Regions from separate parts of the Mus musculus genome. Here region 1 is linked to region 2. The links are chromatin loops, found by intact Hi-C in ENCODE. Cell type or tissue: left cerebral cortex. All regions are shown on one strand. Each heading gives the region's core, and the rest is flanking DNA. Links, peaks and the distances in the headings are about the cores only.

Region 1 (15,256 bases), core at 3,256-11,255, 200 kb after region 2:
TTGCTAATTTCACCCCACATATCTATTATCACAAGCAGTTTTATTGCAAAGTAATACTACCACTAATACTGGTATCTAATAAGACATGTTTAATTTTTAATTATATTGGGTTATTAAACTTCATTCTTAGCAAATGAGCAGAATATTCTACTTTATCTACAAATTTATATTTTTTTCATGAGTTGTCACATGAAATACTGTAAAGAGAGCAGTCTAATGCAATTTGTATATAATGTTTTTTAGTAGATTACTTTAAAGAAAAGAAAATCCTGTATATTAGTATTAGCATAAGGATGTCTAGGAATCATAGCCTGCTAATGGTGGCCAATGGCTTAGAACAGTAATTATTAAGTTTGATCACTAGAGAATCTTTTAAATGGGATCCAGCATGACTTGTGATTTTAATATTTTCTTGTATTCAAATACCTGCATTTTACAAAGCAGTAGGATCACTCATTTTCTCCCTCCTAAGACATAAATAGCCAAGACAACTGTGGTGGTTCTAATAAAAAATGGTTCCCATAGGCTCATATACTTATATGCTTAGTCCCTGTAACCATGGATGGGCCTTTCTATGCTCACCCTTGGTCTGGACAATCACATGGAGACTTATTTTTATTTATAAGCTTTCGGCCTTTATGATAGGCTTATTTCCAGTGAGTTTGTAACTCACTTATCCCATTTATACTATTCTAAGTTCTGCCACATGGCTGATTACTTTCTTTCAGTTTCATAGGTCCTACTTCCTCTGGATGGCAAATCTTCTATGCCCCTCTCTTTCCTAGAGCTACTCTGTCTGCAAGCCCCACCTTACTATTCTGCCTTTTGCTATAGGCCATAGACTTTTTCATTTTAAGCCATCAGAAGTTGCCTTGGACAGGCAAGGAAGGACAGAGATATGCCTTCACACAGTGTAGGATTAATCTGTGTGTCCACGTTGGAGGATGTGTATTGCTGGGATATGGGCTTTGAAGTTCCGAAGCTTACACCAGTGTTTCTTTCTGTTCCCGATGCCTGTGGATCAGGATGTAAAGCTCTCACCTACTGCTCCAACACCTGCCTGCCTGCATGCTACCATGCTCACTGCCATGGTGATAATAGACTCGCCCTCTGAAACTATAAGCAAACCCCCAATCAACTACTTTATTTTATAAGAGTTGTCTTGGTCATGGGATCACTTTATAGCAATAGAAATAAGACTGCAACTTAACAAAAGAAAGAGTGTATTGTGGGCTTGAAGTTTCAAAGGGTGAGTTATCATCATTGCACAGAGCATGGCAGCATGCATGCAAGACATGGTGCTGGAGCAGTAGTTGAGGTCTTACATCCTGATCTATAAGCACAAAGCAGAGAGAATGCTAGCTAGGGATAATTTGGGGTTTTGAGATCTCAGTATCCAATCCTAGTGACATACCTCCACCAACAAGGCTATACCTCTTAATTCTTCCCAAACAGTTCCACCAACAAAGACTTATAATTCGTAAACATGCAGAGAATAAGAGACTTTAAGGCACTCAACCCTAAATGGATGTCTATATCATACACTTCCCCTCAAAGCTCAGAGATCTTCATGGAATAGTGGGTGGAAAGATTTTAAGAGCCAGAAGTGATAGATGCCTTCTAAAAAAAAAAATGTCTTCTGGACACAGCAGGTCAGATGCTCATATATACTCACAGACATTGTGACAGCATGCATAAAACCTGCATAAACTCTACCCAGACCAACCAGAATGAGAGTGGAGAGAAAGTCTGAAGTTCCAGACCTATCTAAGGAGCTATTGGCATTTGATAGCTACTGGAAGAGAGGGAGGCAGTTTTCTTTAATGCTGTGACGTCTGGTATATGGACCACACTCCAGGGCAAGCCCCGTATGCAAGAACAGTTGACCAAAAGTAAACTGGACTCAATTGATTTGATAGAGTGTATTATTTAATTCCTTAGTAGAGGTCAAAGTCTTAAATTTAATAATTGAAAGATTTAAAACACAAATACCTCTTTATCTCAGGATCATTTACAGTAGATTCTCTTTATATTCAGATCATTTATAGTAGATTAATTACTAAACAAATGTATATTGAGTGGTATAGAGGCAATGAGATGTTTGAAAAGGAGAAATTAAGCCAGGAGTGGTGGCACACGCCTCTAATCCCAGCACTCGGGAGGCAGAGGCAGGTGGATTTCTGAGTTCAAGGCCAGCCTGGTCTACAAAGTGAGTTCTAGGACAGCCAGGGCTACACAGAGAAACCCTGTCTTGAAAAAAAAAAGAAGAAGAAGAAGAAAAGTTGTAAGCTTTTACATACTTTAGCACTTTGGCTTGATGGGAACTAATGATAACTGTATAATAGTTTTGAAGGGCCTTAACCATCCATTAGATAAAACTGTATAATGGAAATGAGTAAAGTAGAATTCTACAGCCAACTGTTTTTATTGTTGTATAGTAATAGCCTGAAGAATAGCTGGTTAGATGCCACTGGGATCAAAATTGCCAGCCCCACCCATTATTTAGTTAATGATGTTTTAGTTTCGTTTTGTTTTTTCAGTTATGTGATCTTCTATCCCAGGTTGTCCTGGAAGTTGCTGTGTAGTTCAAGCTGGCCTCAAACTTTCAATCCTCTGTCTCTGTTCCCCTAGTGCTGGGATTACAGGTATGAGCCAGCACCTGGATGACTATAGTAATAGAGGGAACCTTATAATCAATGATGAAACAAAGAACAAAAGTATTAATAACTTGTGTGTATGTGTGTTTATGTGTGTGTTTATGTATGAAACAGAGTCTCATTCTATAGCTCAGGCTGGTCTAGAACTCAACTCATGGGAATGAATATGAATATATGAATTATATGATATATATGACATATATAACATATTTTCTAGCTAGCCTGAAACTCCATTTATCCTCCTCCCTCAACATCCCAAATGAGAATGCAGGCATAAGGTTCTGCAGATGATAAAAATAACATTTTGAAGAAGGGGATATTCACCCATTAATACACACAACCAAAAATGTGGAAAGAAGAAGAAAATAGTGGAACTTTTGCACTATCTTAAACACAATCTGTTATGTCCAAGCTGAGGGCATTGTCTGTGGGGAAATGTGGTGGATGGACCTTTTTTAAAATTGGAGTTGCTTTGTGTGTTCTGTTGTAAATGGATGTGTGAATGAGAATATTCAGAAATATATAAAACTACACAAGGGAAAAAAGAAACACAGAAATATGTAAAACTTGGGTTTGCATTATTAATCTGTAACTACATTCTCAGAGAGTGAGAGAAAAAATTCTTTATTTCTTTGTATTTTCAATACAATTGACCCCCTTTTCTCCTCATTTGGTGCATTCTAATGAATATCCCTTTACTGCAAATACTTACTGTATCAGCTACCTTTCTCATTGCTGTGATACAATGGCTGACAGAGGTAACCTGCAGCAGGAAGGGTTTATTTTGGTTTGTGGTTTGAGGAGATAAAGTTGGTCCCGGAGAGGAAGGTGAGGTTGAGGTAACGTGAAGCAGCGGGTCCTAGTGAATCTGTGGTCAGTGGATAAAGCAAGATGAACACTGGTGCTCACCTGACTAGATTTTTCTTTTTATTCAATGTGGGACCCCAGTCTGTGAGATGGTGCCACCCATGGTCAGTGTGGATTTTCCCTTCCATCTGCAAGTTAAAGCCCTCTGGAAACCCTCTTACAGGAATACTGAGGCATTCCTGTTAACATAGCGTCTCGCTGAGTGATCAAATGGACACCCTGCGTCAATCACCTCTTCCTTTCTACTTACAGGCTGATGTTTAGCCACAAGTGCCTGGGCAAACAGTTTTGTTCAACTCCCTTAGTGAGATTATTTCTCATTTTCATTGTATTCCTCCCTGACTCCAAGTACTTATCTGTAGTCACTGTTGCTCACACCATGATGTCCGCTAAGATGATCATTAACTAAAGGAGAAGGTATTAGACAGAGGATATTTTCCATAAGATTCTAGACACATAGCTTACAGGTCTTTGCATGAGTACTTGAACTGTTTATGATACTGAATCACCCCTAAGGAAATGTGCCCATTTCCGATAATTCTCTTACCATAGTATCCCAACACTGTCATCCTCTGTTAAGGCCGCTGAAGCTTCCCAAAATAGATAAAAATTTTTATAGGCAGTGATCTTTTACCCAGTTAAAGATACAATTATAGACTTGAGAGACAGCTCAGGGGTTAAGAGTACTAGCTGCTCTTGCAGAGGACTCAGGTTCAATGTTTAGCACCTATATTAAACAGCACAATCCTGAGAGTCACAGAGGCTTAGACTAACTGTAGGTCCAGGGGATCCAATGCCTTTTTCTGGATTCTTCAAGCACCTTGCTCACATGCAGGCCAAACTCACATAAAGTTAAAGTCCTTGAAAAATACTCTTTAAATTTTTGTAAAGAAATTTACTTTTAGAAAAAACTTTTTAGAAAAAGAGATGCAATCAAACCTGCCCATTTATCTCTTTTTCAATTTAATACATTTTACATTCTCTCAACTATATCTCAAACTATGTGGCTTCAACTTACTCTCTTTTTCTCCTAGATATACTCCAATTGGCCAGTAATTTTCCCATTTGTCGGCCAGAATGAAGCACAATCAATCAGGTAAGTTTTATAGGTCAGAGAGGATACGCCTTCCTTTGTGACTGAACCCAGCACTGCATTGCAAGCTTGGGGCTTGGTACTGAAAAGGTTCATAGCATCATGGTCCCAATGTGCTTTACATTTAAAGTCCATGATACCCCCTCAAATGTTTTCTATGTGCTATGGGATATACCAGCATGGTGGCTGTTATTGGATCATTTTTAGAAATGTGAGGACCTAAGACCTGAAGAGATGGCTCTGCAGTTAAGAGCACTTGCTGCTCTTGCAGAGGATCCAAGTGGATCCAAGCCACATCAGGTGGCTTACAACCAGAGTATCCACATGTAGACAAGCAGAGACACACACATATATGTAAGAAAAAAATGAGTAAGTGTTAACGCAGCACTTTATGTTGGGAAGTTTAGGTGGTTTGTTGTTGTTGTTTTTGTTTTGTTTTGTTTTGTTTTTTTAGTTTTTTTCGAGACAGGGTTTCTCTGTGTAGCCCTGGCTGTCCTGGAACTCACTCTGTAGACCAGGCTGGCCTCAAACTCAGAAATCCACCTGCCTCTGCCTCTGCCTCTGCCTCTGCCTCTGCCTCTGCCTCTGCCTCTGCCTCTGCCTCTGCCTCTGCCTCTCTGCCTCTGCCTCTCTGCCTCTGCCTCTCTGCCTCTGCCTCTCTGCCTCTGCCTCTCTGCCTCTGCCTCTCTGCCTCTGCCTCTCTGCCTCTGCCTCTCTGCCTCTGCCTCTCTGCCTCTGCCTCTCTGCCTCTGCCTCTCTGCCTCTGCCTCTGCCTCTGCCTCTGCCTCTCTGCCTCTGCCTCTGCCTCTGCCTCTGCCTCTGCCTCTGCCTCTGCCTCTGCCTCTGCCTCTGCCTCTGCCTCTGCCTCTGCCTCTGCCTCTGCCTCTGCCTCTGCCTCTGCCTCTGCCTCTGCCTCTGCCTCTCTGCCTCTCTGCCTCTGCCTCTGCCTCTGCCTCTCTGCCTCTGCCTCTCTGCCTCTGCCTCTCTGCCTCTGCCTCTGCCTCTGCCTCTGCCTCTCTGCCTCTGCCTCTCTGCCTCTGCCTCTGCCTCTGCCTCTGCCTCTCTGCCTCTGCCTCTCTGCCTCTGCCTCTGCCTCTCTGCCTCTGCCTCTGCCTCCGAAGTGCTGGGATTAAAGGCGTGTGCCACCACTGACTGGTTTAGTTTCTTTAAATTTGACCTTTCACCTTTCACTTCACCGAACCAGGACGATGAAAATATTGATTCCACCATTCAACCTATTATTCATCTTTACCTATCTTCCCATTTTCAAATTTAATGGGCCTATTATTTTAGTAAACAATTTTCAAATGTTTGTTTCAACATTTCAAAGGCATACTACTAGAGCTATACCTTGGCACTGTCTGACACAGCCACCAAGCCAGTTTCAAGTTTAATTTTTATACTTTTAAGTGGAGTATACCTTGAAAGCATGTGTGTATTTTACTGTGGAAAAAATTTAAATACCAGAACACTTGATAGTCGATATAATTAATTTTTAAAGATGAAGTAAGATGCTGGAATGTGGGGCAAGTTTTCCCACAGGAGGGTTCAGCTGTTGTTTTGTTCAGAGCCCTGTGCTGATGACAGCATCACCACCTAGGTTCTCACTTGTCCCTTTCCACACTGGTGAAGGAGTCGAGTTTGTTTTTTTTTTAAGATCTATTTATTTATTTTATGTAAGTATAGTGTAGCTGACTTTAGACACAACAGAAGTGGGTATCGAATCTCATTACGGATGGTTGTGAGCCACCATGTGGTTGCTGGGATTTGAACTCAGGACCTCGAGAAGAGCAGTCAGTGCTCTTAACCGCTGAGCCATCTCTCCAGCCCTGACTGAGTGGTTTTGATGATTTTAAAGTATTATCTTGACTGAGACTTCTTGGGGGCAGGGTATGATCTGCTGAATTCTTTGAAACATGAGCTCAGTACAGACTCTGTTACATGCAAACATGTGCAGCAAACAGCTCAATAGGTAGAATTCACACACAGGTTCCAGAGAGCCATGGAGGCCAATAGAGATACAGAATTCACATTGTTTCCTGCTTTCTATATGCTTTAGAAAATTTTACAGCCTACATATCTGTAAAGGTAAATTAATCTTGAACTTAGGATATGGTTGTGTGGCTCAATTGGCTTTCTTCTGAATGAGTGGATTTAAAACAATGAACATACGCAGTACTGTGATTCCATGCACGGATAATCTTTATGTCAACAGAAATACTGTTTTCTTTACAATAAAATGGTGACTAGATGGGCTTATCTAGTGGAAACTGGTCCTAGCAACCACAGCCCCAGACATCAAAGTGGCATCACCTCAGGACACGTAAAATCAGGACAAAGTCTGAGCTTCTCGGTTGTAGGTTGATGTTTTTGGCATGCACAAGCACCTAAGATCATGCTCAGAATTCATTTCAGAATGAGCAATTTTATTACCATTCTTACAACACCCCCATGCCCCTGATTCTCCCCTAGAATCTACAGCCCTGACTCAGTGACAACAAGGTGACTCACAAGCTGCAGCTTTATTTTTAGTGCACGGCATAATCCCGAGACAGAGCCACAGATGTTTAGAGACAAAAAAAGAAGAAGAAAAACAAAACTGGTAACACAGAAATAATAGTTCTTTGGACTTTAAAGAGACTGTCTCTTTCTTTCTGAATCTTAATGCATGTCATCAAGGCATGGGGCACACTCTGGAGAAGCTATGTTCTCTCAGCACTTTTTCTGATGCCCTTTGAAGTGTGACAAAAGGCACAAATGCAAAGGAAAAATGCTGCATCCATCACATTGGTGAGCCAGGTTAGCAGTCGACCACACAGGCTGTGTGTGAGACTGATTCACAGGAGAAAAGGGAACTGCAAGTGGCGCTTTTCCAGCTCAAACAAGCTTTTTCTTTTCTTTCTTTCTTCTTAAATCAGAGATGACATTGTACTCCAGTCATGCTGAACCATAAACATGTCAAAAGTGGATTTCCAATATCACTGTTCGAGTAGTTGCCCATTTAGGATAGATAGATTAGAGATAGAGATAGAGATAGAGATAGAGATAGAGATAGAGATAGAGATAGAGATAGAGATAGAGATAGAGATAGAGATAGAGAGATAGAGACAGAGACAGAGATAGAGACACACACATACATATCACAAATGGTGTGTGTGTCTATATATGTATATATGGGATATATAAATATACATATATATATGTGCATATATATATGGGATATGTATATAAATATTCCCAGTAATTAATCCTCCTCCCCACCTCTGTGTGTTATATGATGAGGAACATGAACATGAGTGTGAGATACACCCACTCACAGGTATACAGAGGCCACTGAAGATTGATAGATGACCTTTTCTATTGCTCTCTGCTTTACTGCCTTGAGATAGGTTCTTACTCTCAGATGGAAATGGCTAGGCCGGCTGGTCTACAAGCTCTCAGGATCTACCTGTCTTCACTACTCAATGCTGTGGTTGTTTGTAGGCAGCCGTACCCTCTGTAAATCTGGGGATTCCAATTCAGGTTCTCACACTTACAGAGCAAGTCCCTTATGCACAGGTTAATTTCCACAGCCCCTTTTGTGCTTCCTATTGGCTTTAGAAAGTGTTATAGCCAAAGTCTCCGTCAAGGTAAATGAATCCGGAACTTAGAATATGGTTGTAGGGTTCAGTTTGGTTTTCCTCTGAATAAGTGAATTTAAAATAATAAGATCATGATTTTATACACCAATTGTTCACCTTTATGTCAACAAAAATCCTGGCTTTTCTTGACAGTAGGAGAGGGACTAAATGGGCTTATCTAGTGGAAATTGGTCCAAGCAATCACAGCCTCAGACATCAAAGTGACAACACCTCAGGACACCCTAGGACATGACTTGACAGAAGTGACTGCAGTGTGATTCAGAAGAACCCTGTAATGGCCAGAAATGAGTGACTGATTTAATGTATTGGTCCACCAACAGGGAACTCGCGTGTTACACACAGCTAAAGCACTTGAACACACACACATACACAAACTTTTATTTTATTATTTTTTAAAGATTTATTTATTTATTATATGTAAGTACATTGTAGCTGTCTTCAGACACCCCAGAAGAGGGCATCAGATCTCATTACGGATGGTTGTGAGCCACCATGTGGTTGCTGGGATTTGAACTCGGGACTTTCAGAAGAGCAGTCAGTACTCTTAACCACTGAGCCATCTCTCTAGCCCACATACAAATTTTTAAATGCTTGTGCTTGCTATATATTATTAAAGGGCATTTGAATATTTTTACTTGAATCATAGTACTTTGGTACCAAAGCATAGTTTATAAGCCAGTGGCACTGGCCTCTCTTGGGCAGGGGTATAGCTCAGCGGCAATGTGTTTACTGAGCCTGTTAACCCCTAACCATAAAAGACAAAGTAAATAAGATACGTTCATTAAAATCCAGGATCGTAATCCTTCCCCCCAAACCTGTTTTTTGTTTGTTGTTTTGTTTGTTTGTTTGTAGCCTTGACAGTTCTGAAATTCCATCTGTAGACTGGTTGATCTTGAACTCACAGAAATCCACCTGCCTCTGCCTCCCAAGTGCAGGGATTAAAGGCCCGTGTTACCACCCCAAGCGAAAATCTGCATTCTTTTGTTTGTTTGTTTGTTTGGTTTTGGTTTGGGGGGGGGGGTTGGGGGTTTTTGGTTTGTTTTGTTGTGGGGGAGGGGTTTTTTGTTTGTTTGGTTGGTTGGTTTTTTGAGACAGGGTTTCTCTGTCCAGTCCTGGCAGTCCTGGCACTCACTCTGTAGACCAAGCTGGCCTCAAACTCAGAAATCTGCCTGCCTCTGCCTCCCAAGTCCTGGGATTACAGGCATGCGCCACCACCGCCCGGCCAAAATCTGCATTCTTAACAAAATGCAAAGTAGCCCATATTCACACTAAAGTTTGAGAGCTATGGTCAAGGCAGACTGAAAGTGATTTCTAGCTCCAATTTTCCATAGGCAGAATGCCCCATTCTTCTTCAAATACCTAAAGCACCATTGATAATAGATCCAGTATTGAGGTTTGTGTTTTGCTTAAATTATCTGGAATTAAAAAAAAAAAAACTTGCAAGTTGTCAAATAATGAACAAATAACTGGCTGTGGTGGCAAGTACGGAAGGAATATACAAGTAATGGACCAGGAGAAAATGTTTTGTCTCTTCTAAAACTACAAATGATGCTACAAAACAAGGCAAAATGAAACAACTACTCAGAGATTAAAGAAGCACTTCTGAGAAAAAAGTCATTATACCAAAACGAAGTCTCATTTGAAATGGGAAATAGAATTGTTCCAGACATGAGGACCTGATGGTGTCATAGGGCACTTCGTCCTTCTGTCTTGCCCTGATTACATGCTGTGCCTATGGGCATGTCTGCTCCTAAGCAACCTAACACAAGGAACCCCATCCATACTGTGTATAAAATTCTGCAATCTCTCCAAGTCATCACAGAGTAGAGTTTTAATAGGTATACTGGAGTGCAGTTAATACAGTCACAAGAAGAAAGAAAAGGGCTCCCCAAACTGACTCAGCAACTCTTATGGCACAAGCCCTATGACCTGAGTTCAGTCACTAAAACTCAAGGTGGAAGGACAGAACTGACCCACAAAAGTTGTCCTTGACCTCAACATGCATGCCACGGCATGTGTGTATCAGCACAAACACAACCACCATGACTGCCACCACCACCAATAATATTAATCATGATAAATTAATAAACCTGTGTGAAGAGCAGATGAAGTCCTGAGTGAATGGACACTATTGCCATGGGCACAGCCGTGTTAAGGATCCCAGGGCTTCGAACCCATGAGACTGGCAAAAATCCTCGCTGGGTAGATGTGTAATGAGTAGACATGTACATACTCCTGGGTTACCAACACCAGAGTCAAAGCAGTAAATATATCCATTGCCTCTGGAAGTTTCCTTGTGTCCCTTTATGAGTTTTGTTCTCTTTCATGGCTAGAATACAGAGTGTGAGATTCACACTCTTAAATTTTTGCAGCATGAAGAATTGAACCTAGCACCTCATAAATGCAACACAAGTCTTAATATTAGCATTAAGATACATCCCTGGTTCCTCTTTCCCTTTTTTAGACATGGTGTCTCTAAGCTGCCCAGGACGGACTTGAATTCACTCTCTGGACGATATAACCCTTTAATTTGCTACCCTCCTGCTTCAGTCTCTCAAATAGCTGGATTTACAGGACTGTGCCACAGGTGGGTCCTCTTGACAAATATTTAAGTGTATATTACTACATAGAAATCATGATAAATATTGGCCTTCCCAGAACTCAAAAGTCAGAGGCAAGAGGATCATGGCTAGTTTGAGGTCAGGTTGATCTAGTCTGAAGGTTTTGGGGCAGCCAGAGGTACATGTGAGACCCTATTTAAAAAATAGAACAAAACAAACAACAGCAACAACGCACACACAGAGTAGATGAAAAATGCATGTGACAGCACATGCTTGTAACACTAGTGCCAAGGCCAGAGGACCCGTGATCACAGCCACCCCCATTGGACAGAGGACCCGTGATCACAGCCACCCCCATTGGACAGTTGCATTGTAATTTGGAGGCCAGCCTGAGTTATAGGAAATCCTGTCTTTAAACAATAAAAATGGTGTACAGCAGGCCTCAAGAATATATTTTTCATTACCAAAAGCAAGCAATAATTCCCCCACTTCCTATCTGTCATACACCAGGCCCTAGCAACCATTTTCTTTTAAGTGTGGAAGTCCATTCTTTCTAGGTTTAAACCTTCCAGATTCCTTCAGGAGTTGCCTAGGGCTTTCCAGGCTCAAATTCTTATACTTCCACATCTCCAGCCACATAACCATTTCACAGTGCCAGCTGACATTGGAGAGACTTTAGGTCACTTTCTTCTTTTGAGTTCTCATCCTTCAAGTCTCAGGTTTCTGTTACCTGGTGCATCATTCCTTTGTCATCTGTTTAACCAAAGCAATATCATATACTTGGTCTACTCTGCCTTATGATAGCCCCTAGATCACCGCTGTGCTCAGTTCCTTGAGGAAAGAAATGTTGAATCTCTGTAATCCTAGTGCAAAACTACTGCATTGCCAAATAACTATCATATTTTCTACATTTCTTCATTCTCTGATTTGTTTAAAATTAATTTCTTGATTAGCAAAACTTCACTTGACAAGAAGTGGGTGCCTTCCCTTTCATCTTCTCTCGTGCCCTCCCCACTCCCAAATCCTTTACATTTGAATAACATCTCGGGTTGTTTTTATTTTCTTGTTCCTAGGACCAAAGTCCTGACAGAAAGCAACTTGAGATGAAGGGTTTACTTTCTCTTACAGTACAAGGTATACAGTCCTACACAGTGGGGAAGACAAGGCAGCAGGGGTCATGGGGTAGCTGGTCACATTACCTCTATGGACTAAGGAAGTGGGGTGACTCACTTCCTCCTCTAGGGAGGCCCCACCTCCTAAGACTTCCGTATCTTCCAAAACTATGCAACCAGCTAGTGACCAAATGTTCAAACACATGGGCCTCATAAAGGGTACACATTCAAGCCACAAGAGAGGGTGCAGTCTTTTGTCTAAGAAAAGTAGGCATCTGCATTTCTTCCAAAACTAAGTGTTTCTGCAGAAGTCTGATAAAATCAGAGATGGGCAGGAAGATCAAGAGTTGAAGGCCATCCTATGCTACACAGTGAGATCCTGTCTCACCAGACCAACAATTAAAAAGGTTCTCATGAGAACTAGACTTGTTCTCCTGTTTTAAAGTACTTTCCCCTCTTCCTGATAGATAAATAATTCTCTCTTGTTAATACTCAGCAACACATTTCGATGTTGGTAATCTAGTATAAATGTTTCCGATTGGATGCATGTACGTTTTTACTAAGGACATTTTCTAGTATGTATCTTTGAATACTTCCCCTTGCCATTGTCTTTGGAACCGCAATTGTTTTGTCAATTATCCATGTCTACCAACCTCTTATAATTGCTTTCATTTACACTTCACTTTCATTTAGTTATAATATGAATTTCTTCCACCACATTAATTTGAAGCTAACTATGTCTCATCTATTCTTTATTTTCTAATATATTTCTGTATTACATCTGCTTAGGATTCCCTGAACTACTAGCACTTGCCTTTGTGTGTGTGTGTGTGGGTGGGTGGGTGGGGGGATAAGATGGTGGCTGGTAGTGTTTTATTTTGAGACACAGTTGTCCTAATGTGCTCTTCTGTTGCTGTGATAAACACCATGACCAAAAGCAGTGTGGTGAGGAAAGGGATTTTGCCTACTAGTTACACTCCATTGCCAGGGAAGCCAAGGGAGGGGCTCAAGGCAGAGAGCACAAGAGCTATGTTATTTGCTGACACAGTTCCCTTTGGACTGCTCAGCTACCTTCTTACACAGCACAGGCCTATCCACCGAGGACAGCGTCACCCACAGTGGGTTGGCTGTCCTACATCAGTTAGCAATTAAACTGCCTCGTAGACACGGCACAGGTCAGTCTGATCTGAGCAGTCCTTCTGCTGGTTACCTCTTCTCATTTGCTTCACTGACCGTTTATATGAGCATTCTTCCACCGTGAGCATCACTCACAGGGAACTTCCACTACTGAAATTATAGATTTCTACAGAATTTTTTTTTACATCTTATATGTGCATACAGTTGGCAATATTGTTCAGATGTTGTGCATTTTAACATGGTGAACTCAAAGTCATGTTTCTTTTTTATTTCCACAGACTTCCATAAAGGGAATAGCAGAAGATTTAACCTTATGTCTACAACAAGAAGAAATTAATACCTGATACTTTCAAATATTGCTACGTATGAACGCTGTGTTAAGCCCTTTAAGTTGATTTACTGAAATTCAATCACGGTAGGCACTGCCATGAAGAGGCTAGCTAAACAGGCTCTAGGGCAAACTATGTGGGTTTTAACCTGTGTATTTGGTCAATAAATTATTTGTTCTCTGCATACACTAGTTTTATAATCTCTAAAACGAGAGCAATAAGGTCCTTTAATCTTATTAATGGGAAGAGCGACTAAAACAGCGTACACATACATATAAGATACTGTGTGTCAGAGAAATGAATGAATCTTCTCAAAATAAAACTTTTAAATATCACAGTGTATTTTCGGTTTCAATTCACTTGATTCTAAAGTTGTGAATTGGTGCCTTTCTCATTCTTTTAAACAAGTGCAGCTGTTGCATGCAAAGATGTAACTTGCAAACAGCAGCAATTCTTTAGCTCAGGTGCCCCAGAGAAACTGAAAGACAATGCTTGCCATCTAGTGGAAACCGGTTAAACTTCAGTGGCTCCGCTGATTTCTTGAATTAATACAAACTGGCACTTGGATTAAAAATGAACATTGTACAATCCTTGTGCTGAGCTTCCTTCACATACCTGGTGTAAATTTATCAGAGAAAAAATGTTGTGTAGTAAAGAAAAACAACAATAACCTTGAATTTTTCTCTTATTATAAGAGAGTATGTATATCATGGTATTCACAAGCCAGGATTAAAACTTCGTTCCAGGAAATGATACATAATTGAAAAGACATCTACTTGCTTCAGAGTTGTTGGAGGTCCAAGAATATAAATAGAATCCTGGGTCTAGGTTGCTTTCTGATTTTAAGGCTCATTTCTTTGTTTCTACAAATTAGCTTCCTTTTCTTCACACTTATATATCTGTAGATAAAAGTATTTTCATAAAGTTCTGTCCTAATTTATCTTTCAAAGAAAGATTTCATTTTATTGTCCAAACCATCCTGAGTCTGAGGAGAAGGCTCAGTGTGATAAAATGCTTGCTGTTCAGGCACCAAAAACTGAGTCCCCGAGCATCCAAGTAGCACATTTGTACCACCCCAGTGTAGGGATGCAGGTGGCTCCTGGGGCCTTGCTGCCTAGCCAGTGTAGAGAAAATGGTTGAGTTTAAGGTGGGGTGAAGGAATCTTTTAAAATATACAGTGGAGGAGCTGCAGAGATGGCTCAGCAGTTAAGAGTACTTGCTGCTGTTGCAGAGGATCTGGGTTCAATAGCGAATACCCACATTGTGGCTCACAACCATCTGTAACTCCAGTTCCAGGGGTTCTGACACCCTCTTCTGGGGTCTGTGGGTAGCACACACACACACACACACACACACACACACTGTACTTACACACACTTCCTGCTAAGTGGCTCCAACCTTAGCTCCTGACTCTAGGGCAGCAGCAGGCCCTGGAAGAGGCCTTCAGTCTGTCTTGCTCCAGCTTCCCCTTGGAGAGTTTCAACTCTTTGCCCCCCTCTCACCCCCAGAGCCCCACAGTTAGTGCCCATACACAGACCAGCACATGCAAAAGTGATAGCTTTTCCTGGTTGTCAAGTTGACTGGAATTAACTAAAACCCAAGTGTCTGGCTGCACCTGTGTGTTTGTTTTTTGTTTTGTTTTGTTGTTTTTTAATTAAATCCTTTGAAGTGGGAAGGCTTACTTTTAATTTGCATTTTTGAAGTGGGAAGATCCACCTTTAATCTGAACCACACCTTCTGTGGGCAGCCTGTATAAAGGACACAGAAGAAGGAAACTTCTCTCCCTGCTTGCTCTTGCTGTCCAGTCCATTCCTTCACTGTCTTTAGAGCCTGTGTCTGGATTCCAGTGTATACTGAAC
Region 2 (15,256 bases), core at 2,593-10,592:
GTAAAGCACTTGCCGAGCCTGATCATTTGAGTCCAAACCCAGGAAATCATGTAAAGGTGAAAAGAGAGAACCAACTCCACAATGTTGTCTTCACACATAGCATATACACATGCAAAAATAATATTAATAATAAAAAATGCCTGCTGGAAAAGATTGGCTCAGCAGTTAAGAGCACTTGCCACTCTTACAAAGAGTTTGAATTCAGTTCCTAACTGCATGTTGGACAGTTCAGTCACCTATAACTCCAAGAGATCAAGAGATCTATTGTCATCTTATGGCCTCCTCGGGTAACACACATGCGCGCGTGCACGCACACACACACACACCATACTATACATACACACATAAAAATAATGAAATAAATATTTTTAACTATTTTTTAAAATAAATAAAATTTAAAAGTTGTTCATGCTGCAGAAATGCATTTGATGGATTAATGTTGCCGATGTCCCACAATTCCTCACTGGTTAATATAAAAATCCTAATATTCTGGGTTCAAAGAATCCCTCATTCAGCCTAACATAAAATTCAGAAGAGGCAAATGGCTTTCAAAGCATGGTCCTATGGTTGCTTCATCACCCCCCCAAAAAAAAAACTGAAAATGAAAACACAAGCATTAGCATATAACTATTGAGTCAAAAACTAAGGCTTGGTGTAGAACCCAAAAGAATCTGTACTTATCAGTCTCTTTGAGAGACCCTGACCATGCTAAGGTTTGAAAATAATTATGCTAAGATGAAGGGACACACACACACACACACACAGTACTCTTCCACAAAACTTTAGCTTTTCAGTCTTACCTGGTCAAGACTCTGTCTCAGTGTCATTTCCTTCATAGTCCTAATTTTCCATCTATTAGAGTTGAAACAGGAAAGACATCAAGGTCTCGTGGATTTAAGGCTTGGTTCCCAGAGTGGTGGTATTGGAGCTTGGTCGGAACTTTAAGAAGAAGAAGAACCTAGTGGGAATCTTCAATTCACTGAGAACATACCTTCTAAGGGCATCTTGGGACCTCAGTTTCTGCTGTCTCTTTTACTTCTGGGCCATAAGAGTAAATGATTTCAGTCTGTCATATTTTCCCATGACTTGGGCCACCATGGGTCCCAAGTCAACAAGAACAGCTCCTCATGATAAAAACCTCCTAAATAAGCTTTTGCTCTTTATGGCTCTGAGAGGGTTGTCTCAGAAATTGTTACAGTGGAGGAAAGATGACTGTCACTCCATCTTTTCCTTACTCCTAGACATAGGCTTCTTTATGGCCTCCAAGTCTAAACCTTGAGAAGTAGCAGTAATGGAGTTCTTCACACAAACATGCCTCTGTCTCCCTCTTCTTCTACCCTGGGTGTCAGAAAAGACTCGCAAATTGTCCTATTTGTTGCAACCAATTCCAGCATAGAAGCTACAAATGCTCTCTAGATTTGTGAATCTAAGAAAGTCCAACAATAACCCACCTGAAAGGAAAAGTTAAGCAAACTTATACTTTCCAAGAAAAATTTCTTATACCATGGAAGAAAATGCTTTAGGCTTATTCTTTAAGTCTGGGAACATTACTCTGCTAGGCAAAGATGAACAAATGTGAGAGCCCAAGACAACAGATAAAAACTTCTTTTCCAGCATATTTACTCTGAAATTCTATCATCCCCAAACAGTAATAATACGATTATTTAAATCTATCAAATACTTTATAAATACTTATTTTATATTTTCCAAATAAATGTTTGACATTGAACAACCAGCTAATTGAATAATTTCCTAATCAACAGTAATGACTCGTATTCAATATACAACCCACAAAGAAAAATAGTTATTTGAATGTAAAAGCAGAAACCCCCAGGGCTTTGGTTTGAATGAGTACTGCCCACGTGAATATGTACTTGAAAGTGTGGCCTGTGTGAGGTACTTGAGATTAGGTGAAGTCATAAAGATAGGGTCCCCATGGTGGTATTATGGGCTTTACAAGAAAAAAAGAAAGAAAGACCTGGAGCTGTGTGTTTGCCCTCTTCTGCCATATACAAAATGTCACAATGTTAGGGAACAGAGAGAAGATTAAAAACAGACAGCAGAGTATGCAGTTTGAGCACGAAGATACTATGGCTTCTTCATGGAGGATTTAGTAAATAATAAAATGTTTAAATAAAACCATTAGAATACATTGCACAGTGTAGAAAACTGCTGCTGCTGATACAGTTACTGCTAAGGAATTCACTCATCAACTACAAACACAGCCAGGTCATTCATCAAGAGTACCAAGCTGGTCTTTGCCTGGGAACCTTTCCCACTAAATCAATAGTGCTGTTTTGTAACGGATGGTTCCCTTCACAATAACAAATAGAATTTTTTACTTTAAAATTTTAGTTTATTTCTTTGTGTGACCATTAAGATAATTATAAGAAAATATAATCTATTTTTTACTTATAAAGCAATCCTGTATCCACTTTCTGAGTGAGAGAAACTTGGGGATTTTTTTTTAAAAAGAACACTAAAGTCAACTCAAGAAGGCATGCAAATGAAGAATGATAATGTTTAATTAAGTGAAATAGAAAAATAATCAAAGTTCATTATAATCAGTAATTTATATTTCTTCTGCACCCAAACTTTTGCCACAATTTAATAATTAATAAAATTAAAGTGAATGAAAGAATAGAATTTAAAAACACTAAGTGCATTCTTATTCTAGTATATAAGAAATGGACAAAGGGTAGCAGTGGGAAACAATTAGTGTAGTATCTGTCCCAACAATACGACCATACTCAACAAGCCATGCTGTTTGTCTTTCAACAATACTCCTGAAGTATAGAACAGACTTTTGCTTAAAATACTGTAAAGCCTGGTGTTTGTTTGTTTGGTTGGTTTGGTTTGGTTTTTTTGCCAAAGAGTTATAAACCTGAGTGCAGGCACTTGAGAAAGTACAGACACTGTGATTTCTGGCAATTCATCCACTGTCATTTTCATATTATCAAATTCTGCTTTATCTCAAGAGGCCTGGAGCATAGACTGCCTTCAAGAGGAGCTGGGGAGATGGCTCAGTGGAGAAAGAACTGCTTGCATAAACGTGAGGACTTGAATCCAAATCCCTAGACATCAAATAAAAGCCAGACTTGATCCTGCCCCTCTATAATCCCAGGGCTCCTACCAAGGGATGGAAGATAGAAGGAAGAGACCATTTCCTCCCAGCATCAGAGGACTGATGGCACAGAGACATTATTTGTGGCCATTCACCTTTGTGATCTCCATTAATTGTAAAATAAAATCTACATAAGACCACACATGCCACTTCAGCCTCCTAGGGACCTTCATTCTATTTTCTTCAAAAACTTTGCTAATGGGCTCTTAATGACTACTAGAATTTTTTAAATAGAGACTTTTAAAATGAAGCTGTTCCAAATGAAATCGGTCTAGCTATCTAGAATAATTCATTATTCATAGCAGTGTAATAACAGCAGGAAAGCTCTGCCAAGCTTCTTGAAAGCTAGCCAGAAGTTTAGCAGGTAAGTGTTCCTTTTAGTCAGCCATCGATACAGGTGTTAGAGTTTCTGGAAGCTTTGTTCTCTGAGGAAAAACATTTCATGGCATCTGAGAGAGCAACAGGCAACCATAATGAGCCTGAGACCAGATGCCAGCCAGAATCTCAGGCCAGCTGCTGCCTCCTTCTGATTCCAAACAAAGCCCTTCCCTCTGAGAGCACCGCTCCCTGGTGGAGGGACTGCGGTCATGAAAAACTGTGGAAAGTCACTTCTGGTACTGCTTAAACATCCTACTGGGTTGTAGCAAGGGTGAGTGACAGGGTCTTGGGAGAGCTTGGGGTTTGTCAAAACTTTGAGAGTAGACAAATCTGAGAAGTTGGTGATGTTGAAGAGTTTAGGAAAACATCATTGTTGTAAGAAGTTTCTTGGGACCTCAGTTATGTTTTATCCCTCCATGAGAGTGCCCTAAGGTAAACGTACTCCACACCAGAAAAGCAAACAAGCAAGCTAGAAGCTCATTTCTGTTACACACCAGCTATGTGGTCTTGGGCTTTTTACATATCCCTTTCCTATTATTGATGGAAATAGAACCTATGTCACTGGGTGACTGTGATGATCAATTGAGCTAACTCTATAAAGTTCTTAGTATGATATTTAAAATGTACCAATGTGCAACAAATGGCAGTGGTGTTGCTTTTGACAGCAATGTAACACTGTTAGGACAAAGAGGTAAACCTGCTTCTCCACACAAAAGGAGGGCTGAGATAAGAACCTCAAACTACATTTGTTATTGTTCCACCAAAAGAGTACCACCAAAAAAGTCCACGCCCAGTGGTATTTAAAAGGACATATGACTACAGAGGCTCCAGCCGTCCTGGTGTGTGTAAGTGATGAGAAACAAAATCAACAAAGCAAGATGTGTGGAAGGAAGTGGGAAACAAAGACCCAGCACTGGCTTCTCAATAGCCTTCTGGTTCTATCAACTTTCCTCGGACCTCTTCCTGCTATTGCTCATTAGCCCACAGACTGATTCAAGTCTTAGGGTTAAGACAAAAATAGAGGATGCAACATTCTAGCTGCCCAGCAAAGATTGAGTTTCTATAAATGTAATATAGACAGCTGGATTTGGTGGGAAATTAGCAGACAATCCCACATGTGCTCTATCTTTCTTACCCATCACATAACTGCTGTGGAACAGGAATGAGCTTCCAGTTTGATTGTTTATAGATGATCCATCCATCTGTGTTGTTATTTGTCTCTCTGTGGAGAGAGAGAGAGAGAGAGAGAGAGAGAGAGAGAGAGAGAGAGAGAGGTGAGGTGTATTTGTTAGGGTTTTATTGCTGTGAACAGACACCATGACCAAGGCAACTCTTATAAGAACAACATTTAATTGGGGTTAGCTTATAGGTTCAGTAGTTCAGTCCATTATCATCAAGCCGGGAACATGGCAGCATCCTGATAGGCAAGGTGAGGAAGGAGCTAAGAGTTCAACATCTTCATCTGAAAGCTACTAGCAGAATATTGGCTTCTAGGCAGCTAGGATGAGGGTCTTAAAGCCCACACCCTCAGTGACATACCTACTCCAACAAGGCCACACGTACTCCAAAAAGGTCCCACCTTCTAATAGTGTCATTCCCTGGGCCGAGCATATACAAACCATAACATGAGAGAAATAGTCTAAATAGAAATATGAGGCAGAAACGTAAGCCTAACAACAATTCCATAGGTAATATTTGACATCTGCTTTTTGACATAGCTGCCCTCCCGCCCACAGCCAGAACTCACTCTCTGGCTGTGCCCACTGCAGCCCCTCATGCTCTTTATTCCCTGTCCACCACACGGCTCTGCCCCTTCACCTCAGCAGAAAAGTCAGGTCCTCATATCTTCCCTCAACTGTTGTGATCCCCTCCATCTTTCTGCTTCAGAACGGCCCTTCTGCCACCCATTTGCCACACAGAAATGACTCAATGTGTTTCACTTGTTCTCTGGACAACTTCCCATCACACTCTGAGAAAGGACCTTGCAGTTTGCCCTGCATGACCTCAGGCCGTCAGTATCTCTTAAGTCTCTCTGACCACTCCTTACTTTGCTCATGAGCCCCGCACACAAAGTCCTCCCCAGGAAAAGGTACCATTCCTCTTTCTCCTCCGTTGTTTTCCCTCTGACAACAGTTCTTCCCTAGTTATCGAAGCAGGGTCTGCGCAATTTCCAGATCAGTGAAACATTCCTCAGACACCATAGCAGCGCTTTCCCTCCATCTTCCCATCCATCCTCCTGCTGTCTTTTCACCTTGACTCCGATGCACTCAGTATCACAGACACGGGCCACTTATCTGTTACCTCTCTCTCCATTAGAATACAAATATAGGCTCTGGAGAGGATCGGCTGCTGTCTGTGCTGCAAAACATACTTGTTCACTAAGTATTTGCTATGTAAATTGTAGGAGAGCTTTTTCTCATACAAAGCACCTTAGCTAGTATTTGCAAATCTTCAGAATTTCTGTGGTGGTTTGAATAGGAATGGCTTCCACTGGGTTATATATTTGAATGCTTGGTCATTATAGAATGAAGTCACTGCTTAACAAGGATTGTTGGAGTAGGTGTGGCTTGGTTGGAGGAAGTGTGTCACTGGGGGGTGGGTTTGGAGGTTTCAAATGCTCAAGCCAGGCCTGGGCTCTCTTCTTGATGCCTGCAGACCCATATCTAGGACTCTCGGTTACTTTGACTACAGCATGCCTGCCTGGAAGTTGCCATTCTTCCCACCATGATGATAAAAACTAAACCTCTACATTGTAAGCCAGCCTTAAATATTTTCTTTTATAAGAGTTTCCATGGTCATGTCTCTTCACAGCAATAGAACATCAACTAAGACAAGACCAATCTACATCAAGTGGCTTCTTGAACTATTTTTCAAAGCCAAAAATGTTTCTTCTTTGAAAAAAAAATGTCCTGGCAGCCCTTAAGTTTTTAAGGCAGGAGAGAGGTCTTAACGTTTAGGAGGACTGCTGCTCTTACAGAGGACCTAAGTCCAGTCCCTAGCATCCAAATGGCTGCTCACAACCATCTGTAATTGCAGTCTCAGGAAATCTGATGTCCCCTTCTGGCTCCTAAGGCACCAGGCTTGCATATGATACACGTGATATTCCTATGATTCACATATGTAGACCTCATCCGTGTGCCATTGTGGAGGCCATGAAAGTATAGTGCTCAGGTTCCCCCTGAAGTAAGAACATGGGACAAGGGGCTTAAGTTAGCTGACAACCTTCACTTCAGAATCTACCTCAACATTCTCTAGGAAGGATCTTTTCGCAGCCTGTAAGCAAACATGGCGTGACTACTGTGTGCCCCTGTGCAACATCGGACTCCTCTGAGGGACAACAGTTGCTGTGGCATTGCTGTTGTCTTGGCTGAAATTTGCTCAGCACAGCAGTGTGCTGTGAAGCTCCTCCACCCTGTCCTTCCCTGCTCTCCTCACAGATGGTGCCTTTGCAGGATTCCCTGTGGGCTTCCGAGTCCTCCGCTTTTATCTGCCTCAGACATTTACATAGCAAATCTCCTGTGCTTCAAATTCTGAGTAACTTCTGTTCAGAGGATCCAGTCTGATAATTTTTCAGACATTTCACTTGGAAACATGACAGTGAGCTCGCACTCAATATGTTCAAAATAAACTCAAAGAGGATCTCGTGGAACATGGTCCACGATAATGTAGATCATCGTATTGGAGTCCTTGGAGACTAAGACTTTAAGGAGGGGAAAATGACACAAAGGCGTATTCAAAGCCCTGTGCATGTCCCCGTTCATGATTGATTAAGAATAGCAGCATCCCAAAACCAGGACCCCTCTGAAAAGACTGAATTCCTTGAGTGATTAAATTAATTGATTATCAAAGACAGCATTAGATTTTTGTGCAAAAGCTCCAGGTTTTGGGAGTTTGTTTAGCTTAGTTTTTATTTTGTTTTTGTCTTTCATTTTTGTTTTTGTTTTCTTTTTTTTATTGGATATTTTCTTCATTTACATTTCAAATGCTATCCCAAAAGTCTCCTTTTTCATGTGGATCAGTTATCTAGGTGTCCAAGTGGAGACATGCACTAATTTGGGCAAGTGTAATAGACATGTGTGGGAATCTGTGTAGAGACCAGAACTTGGTGTTCCTCTCCCTTGTGGGAATCTGTGTAGAGACCAGAACTTGGTGTTCCTCTCCCTCAATCACTCTCTACCCCCTTCTTATTTTGAGAGAGGATCTCTCACTGAAGTTGGAGCTAATCAATTCAGCTAATTAGCCTGTGAGCTCCAGGGATCCGCCTGCCACTCAGCCCTGTTGTGTACATGCTGGGGTATACGAACTCAAACCCCCCTGCTTCAGTTGTTCTTTAACAATTGAGGCATGTCTCCAGCCCAGAAAATAACCACTTTAGAAAACAATGTCTTGGAGTAATTTTTCACCCTGGAGTTTACTAAAAAACTGCAGTGGGAAATTAAGTTGTAAAGACTCAATTTGGGTGGACTGGGGCTATGGCTGGCCAGTGAGAATGCTTGCTAAGCATGCCTGAGGCCCAGGCCTTGATCTCCAGCATAGCAAAAGTAAAACAATATAAAACTAAACTAAACTAAAGTGATTCGGGAGCTTGGGCAGTAGTCGCTCAGTGGTAGAGGTCCTGTCTGAGATACTTGAGGCCCTAGGTTCAATCCCCTGTAGTAAAGGGGAAACTGAGGTCCAGTCTAACTTAGACATTTGCCTAGATATTTATTTAAGTAAAATAAAATAATGGTAATGTTTACATTTTTGTTGACTTAAGCATTTCTTCTCTATTTTAATCCAAACTTCATTACATACGTCGTAAATGATGTAAACTGTCAGGGGCCTAACCCAGCTTGTTGTTCCGCAGGCTGAACTGTGTGCTGTGTTTGATCAAGTTACTCTTTAAACAGGACTGACATTTCCTGCTTGATGTCTTACCTTTGTTTACAGGCTTAAAAGAGAATCTGTGACGCTGGCTCATGCCATGCCGCAGTGGAGCACTGTTTCTCAGTGAAGGCTTTTTTAATGGGCACATCTGTGTAAGATGTTTCACGAACTGTTCTAGTGAGGAGGCACGGTGTGTTTCCCTGCTGAGGTGAAACCTTCTTTCCTTCAAATGTGAATTTTTCCTGGGTACTGCATTTTGAGGATCACAAAATGTCTGTCAAGAGAAGATATGTCAATTCTGCAGGTCCTCAGAAAAATATACAAAGCAGGCTTCAGTAGACACTCTTAACGTCAACACAAGGAACTCAGCTAATTTTAGAAATAGCCACAGTTTAAAAAAAAAAAGTATGGGTATGTGACTAGAAGTATTTCATAGGGCTACATAATTTTTAAAAGGCCAGATACTATTTTTAAAAATTATTTCTTAAAAACTGGAAAAGGCAGAACTACACAGAAAAGAAGTCAAACCCTTCCTGTGCCATCTCGCTGATGTCTTAGTCTTACCATGAGCTGCTGACATACATTATCACTGATGTGGAGAGACAGTTTCCAAAGCAGCACAACATGATTCTGCTGCAACCTCGTCTTTTTTTTTCTATCAAAAATTTATTATTGAATTTCAAGAAGCAGTACAGAAAATTTTCATGGCATAAAATTATTACCATATAAATCACATATAATGAATTTTTTTTAAGATGGCTTTCACTCGGATCTCAGGCTTCCTTAATGGATACAACTCTCTGAAAGACAAGAAAATGTAGGTGCTCCGTGCAGGAGATAAATGATATTAGAAACGTAAATTACCCAAAGGAATGGAAAAATAGTGTTGTTCGTTCTTACAGCTGTACTTTCCATTCTGGAAAAAGACAAAGACTCCATAGAATAATGTTCCTGACAAGAAAATGAGGTGATGGGTCATGATGGACTGGGGCCAGAAGGATAGACGTGAGCAGTGGAGAGTATTCCTGGCATGAGGTTGAGGGTGTCCTGTCTTCAACTCGTGTGTGTGTGTGTGTGTGTGTGTGTAACTATATTCATTTTGCTACTGCCAGGAATTTTTTGTTAGTTAAAAGTGGATCAGGTTGCCTGGTAGTAGTGATGCATGGTTTTAATCCCAGAACTTGAAAGGCAGAAGCAGATGGATCTCTGGTCCAGGATAGCCAGGGCTACACAGAGAAATTGGGTCTCCAAAAAACAGTCAGGTTCAAACCATTGCTTCTTCTACTAAAAGTCACCATGGAAAAGCTAAACTAAAGAAACATAAGAACACCTGTAGTACTGTAGGGTGCTCTTCCTTAGGTTCTTTTAATTAGCATGCAAAGCAACAGGTTTTGTTATGACATTCTCACACTTACCGTGTGTGTGTGTGTGTGTGTGTGTGTGTGTGTGTGTGTGTGTGTGTCTGTCTGTCTGTCTATCTGTCTGTCTGTCTGTCTGTGTCTGTGTCTGTGTGTGTGTGTGTGTGTGTGTGTGTGTGTGTGTGTGTGTGTGTGTGTGAGTATGTGTTGTACACAGTCATGTGCTGATGAGCTCATCTGAGTACACATAGAAACCAGAGGCAGACTTGAAGTAAGTTACTCTATTGATTTCCACCTCTTTATGAGGCAGGGTCTCTAACTAAAGATAAGCTTGCTATTTTGCCTAGACTGGCTAACAAGCAGGCCCCTGGATCTGCTTGTCCCTATAAGTCCCCAGAACTGGAGTTATAGCCACACCCTGCCATGCCTGGATTTTACATGAGTACCAGATATCTAATCTTAGGCCCTCATGCTCACATGGCAAGCACTTTGCCCATTGAGTGATCTCCCCACACAGCCCTGCATTCTTTGCTCTTGTTCCTGCTCCTTTCTCTCACACACCCCAACCACCCCCACTCTCTACTGCTTTCTATCTCCCCCAGGCAACCAGACACACACACACACACACACACACACACACACTCATACTACAACCACCACCTCCCATTTCTCCACCCCATACCCTGACTTTAGCCCCATTAAAAAGGGACCGAATAGGAAAATAATATGAAGGTTGAAGCAAGGTTGGTTTTAACCTGTATAAGAGCAGAAGCATTCTCCAAAAAGTGATAGCAATAAAAACTTTGATTAAAAAATATATATTTCTTGAGATAATTATGAGAGTTTCCTAACAAATCATTCCATTTTTTTAAATTCCCACAAGCTGAAGTGAATACATATAGGATGCAGTACTTATATCTAGTGCACAAGAAGCCTTCAATAATGTTAAACATCACTGCTACAGGAAGCATAGCTTGAATCAGTTCTTCGAAAATACCAATCTGTTTTCAGAAGATGAAAACTTCTTGTGAAGGGGGGCTGTGTTTTGGGAATTATGAAAAAAGAATCAGCATGTTCCTGCACTAGTCTGTCCTCAGCAGGAGTAATCTACAAAATAGATTCTGTACTTTAAACAAAAGGTCCAACATCCCACGTTGGCCTTTCTCCCTTGTCTGTAATTTGTCAGGTGTGTGTGTGAGTATTTACAGAGCTTCAGGAGAAGGTGATGGTAGACTCCATCAGAAGACTTTTCAGGGCTTCAGGAGAGTTCACCTCAGGCTGAAGTGGGATGGCAGAGCATGAGTGTTAGAAGAGTGATAAAAACAGCTGGCTGGAGTCCTGAGCTGGCTTGGGGGAGAGCCAGAGAAGACCAATCAGAAGCAGACTGAGTCTCTCCATTTTACTTGCAAAGATCTGGGGCTCTCCTTAGGAAGATTTTGCTAATAGAACTTAGCTATCATGAGGAAGCTAAGCCTGATGCTCATACAGTAAGCCATGTTATCAACTGTAAGAACAATATTAAAGACATGCAATTTTCCCTTAAAAGGGGAAATGACACATAAGCAAAACAGGTGCAAGAGAGGAGATACAGAAAAAAGCCTTGGCCCCAGGATGAGATTTGAGAAGCAAACTTGTTTTACCCTCTGCTAGACAAGAAATTTCAACCTCTGTTCATCTGTATATGAAAAGTGTCGCTCATGTTAATGAAAAAGTATAACATAAAAAGACAAAATTCTAGGCCTTTAGGCCCAGGCTTGAGAATGTGACCTTTGTGACTCAATGCTCCAAGGCATGCTAATCATAAAACAGATAGCAACATTCCTCCACCCACCCGCTTCCTGGGTTCAGGGAGTGTTCATTCAAAGAAAGTCACCCTGACCCACCCTGACCATTGCTGGAACCCGATATGCAAATGTGCTATTGTTAGAGGCTCATAGAAAACTGTCTTGACTTTCCACTTCCTCATGACTCTTAACTGGTATTTTTGGTATTTTCCAACAATGTCCTCCCCACCCCCTTGAGTTGTGGTTTCTTCCTTTAAAAACCCCCTTACCCAGCTATTGGGGAGCCACAGTCCTCTACCCATGCGTGGTGTATGACTGTGGGCCCCAGAGTGCTCTTGGAATAAAAAGTCCTCTTGCAATTTGCATCAAGGCCGTTTCTCGTGAGTGACTTGGCAAGTCGCCTCTCCTGAGTCAGAAGGTGGGGGAGTCCTCATGTTGTAGGTCTTTCACTATAACCTACTGAAGGCCTCTAGCAGGAAAGAAAGCAGTCCCAAAAGATATATGCTCAAATAATCGTAAACAGAAAAAAAAAAAAATAGAAACTTTGCAAATATGTTGGGTCCTCATCCTAAATGTACTGTAGGCTCTTAATCCAGTGACTTCCTTATATGTATAGCAAAAAGGAAGGTACAGAGATACCATATTAGCCTGTTTTATTGCTCTAGTGAAATACCTGAATCTGTAAAGTTTTTTTTAAAAGAAGGTTTATGTAGTTCACAGTAATAAAAGCTGGAAATCCAAATGATCCAGCTCCATTGGTCCAGCCTCTGGCAAGGACTCCCTTAAATGGGTCAAAACATGGCCAACAGCAACATGAACAGAGATTATGAGACAGAGAGTGATCATAAAGAAAGGCAAGAAGTCAGTGCCCAGTGTTGATCTTCCATAAAATCTCAAGACTGTCAAGGGCTACAATCTCACAAGAACTTTACTAGTGCTGGCCTGGTGCACTCTTTCAGACCAAATTACCTTCTAAACATCTCCCATCTAAAGAGTTCCACCATCTACCGCTGGTACCTTGGAAATCAAGATTCCAGAATATAAACCCCATGAGACACAATATACCCATGCTTATACCATAGCAGACACACAAAAAGACTATTATATGAAGGTCAATGCAGAATTTACAGCTAATAGCCAAAGAACACAAATAATTGACCCTACCCACTTGGAGAAGAGCCTAGAACAAAATCTCCTCAGATCCTTCAGAATGATCTAACCCTGAAAACAGCCTACCTTGGGAGTCTGACCTCCACAAGGTGAGACAATAAACAAACAAGTCTGTTTCTGTCAGCTACTTAACTTAGCTTGTGCTCTCATAGAAACATCTACACAAAGAGGGCAGAGCAGCTGAAAGATCCTGACAGAATGTAAAAGGTCACAGAAGCCCTGAAATTGGCAAAATAGATTTCATTGTTAGCAGAACTAGCTTCACTGATTTAGAAAAATAGAGGTACACAATGCTCTGGCCACTCCTTGAACCCATGTGTCTGATAGAGTCAGAAAATCTCCCCAGCAACCACAGCTAGGCCAATCCGGAGTTGCTACACCTGCACCAGACTCTTTCCTTGTACCCCTCCCATATTCATTTCTTGAGAATAGACATTGTTTAGATCTGGAAATCCCCTACTCCCCCCTTCTCCTCCCCCCCCCCCAGGGCCTATAAAAACTGAGACCCCCTTTTCCCTCAGGGTTGACTCCTCTACCCCTGCGTGGGATATGAGTCATCCCCAGAGCTCTAGCTTTCCCCGGAATAAAGCCTCATGTGGTTTGCATCAAGCTTGGTCTCCCATGAGTTCTTGGGTGTCCGCTATTGTCCAGAGACCTGAGCAAGGGGCTCCTCACGGAGTCTTTCACAGCCAATAGCAGCCACCAATTCTAATTAACTTTTATGTTCATCTCTTCTCAAAAGGTTACAATTTCTTTTGGAGTATGATGATGAAATTTATATTGGCTGAGGTGGGTAGACTGCTTCTATTATCTGAAGTCATAAACAGGGTGATAGCTTTGAGTAGCAAACAACAAAACTAGCTCGGACTAGTGTAAACAAGAAAGTAAAAATGCTGCAGAAGCACGTAGGAGTTTTAGGAGCACATAGTCAGGTTCTCAGAGCAGCTAGCCATAAAATGTCAGATTCAGACTCCAAACAGTGCAGCTGGATTTTAGATGTGCTTGCTCATGGCCAGTTGTAACATATTACTAAGCCATCTAGAACACTGTTTCTCAACCTCTGGGCTGAAACCCTTTTGGGAAGCGAAAGACCTTTTTACTGGCGTTGCCTTGACCATCAGAAAACAGATATTTACATTAAAATTCATAGCCTCACAAAAGCTACAGTTATGAAGTAGCAACAAAAATAATGTTATGGTTGAGGATCACCACAACATGAGGAACATTAGAGGGTCTCAACGTTACGAAGGTTGAGAACCACTGCCCTAGAAAGACTCAGGCCAGAGGATGAGAATTCAAGGAGAAGGATCTCAACTGTCAAACTTTCGTTCTTTTTGATTCATTCATTGATTCATTCGTTGATTCATTATCTTTTTGTGGTGCTGGTGACGGAACCCTGATCTTTCTCCTGTGTAGGACAGGCACTTCCCCCAAAGGGCTACTCCCCAGTCCCATTTTGTATTAAACCCACTGGGCTTCAAAACAAAACAAAAACTTCTGACTATAAAGAGGATTGGGGATTTGTGGCAGCAGGGACAAGGAAAGGAGAATGTTGCGCCCACCTCGTCCAGCAAGGAAGACACAACACGGTCGGATTCTTCTCAACAGCTTTATTGCAGGAACGCCTCAATGCTGCTATGGGAACCCTGGGTACCCAGGGAGGACTCCTTATATACACCCCAGCACAGGGAAAAGCTTTGTGTCCTCCTGGGATTGGTCAGTCTGCGGGCACCTTAATTTGCATGCACCCGCTCGGGAGGGGTTGGCGCCAGATTCGGGCTAGTGCCTGCACAGTGATGTTGTTTACAGTGACGGTGTACCAGAAACCGGCGCCATATTTTAGGCGTCAGCTGCCTACAGGAGAAGACAAGAGTAATCAGAATCCATTGTAAATAAGTATGAAAATGTCCAAGAGCCAATTTATTTTTTAAAAAAATTAAAGTGAAGTAATCCGTATCTTAAAAGCTTCTTTTTCTTCTCTTGAAATTTATTGTCATCTATCTGAATAAGAAAAAAAAAATGTTGAATTAAAAAAAAAAACAACTTCAAAGTCTTTTTTGAAAATTGACTTGACATTGAGCTAGACTTGTTAGTGTGTTTGGCCAGTTCTGTACAGATCACAAAGTGCAAGAGTGAGCACACACACACACACACACACACACACACACACACACGTTCACCACCCCTAAGGCCTTTAAAATGAGCACATTGTTCTGCATTCCTTCTCCTCTCCCTTGGGAAGAGAAGCTCAGTTTAAAGGTTTAGGCTCATTTGAATAAAAATGCAAGCATGACTTTTGAATTCTAAGACCCTGCATATATTAACTGGCTTGGGAAACAGTTCTCTCAGATAAACTACTTACTTTAAACGCCTCTTTGAGGAAATTATCACTTTGAATTGTTTTGAGATACAGCCAGAAATAGGACGTTTTTCACCAGCATATTCATTTGCCCTCGGCAGTGTGCTCTGTGCTCTACCCAGAATTCCTACCAAGTGCAGGGAGTGCGACTCATAGTTCCCTGATCTGGAGACTTAGGTGAAAATAGAAACTCAGGCCTCATAAAATCAGTTGGGCA

What was found. A loop is a pair of places that touch in the nucleus more often than their neighbours do. Peaks named below come from ENCODE experiments on the same cell type or tissue, not always from the same donor. Only the 100,000 strongest peaks of a DNase experiment are listed, where the experiment ranks them.
Region 1: it touches region 2 in a loop (2.0-fold over the local background); 2 of 42 quality-filtered maps call a loop at or near these places.

Annotation. Positions count from the first base shown.
Region 1 is chr12:65,186,196-65,201,451 of GRCm38, reverse strand. It overlaps Gm31063 (a long non-coding RNA gene), which reads left to right. Exons shown (of 3, transcript XR_001780620.1): 2 at 4,559-4,620; 3 at 10,723-10,839. Among named protein-coding and RNA genes, the nearest start is that of Gm31063, 8.7 kb to the left of the region's middle. In left cerebral cortex, for the core only: no CTCF peak of the experiment used is centred there; a DNase peak (open chromatin) is centred at 7,157; H3K27ac peaks cover 1,038 bases.
Region 2 is chr12:65,382,216-65,397,471 of GRCm38, reverse strand. No RefSeq gene overlaps it. Among named protein-coding and RNA genes, the nearest start is that of Gm25599, 140 kb to the left of the region's middle. In left cerebral cortex, for the core only: no CTCF peak of the experiment used is centred there; a DNase peak (open chromatin) is centred at 6,977; H3K27ac peaks cover 358 bases.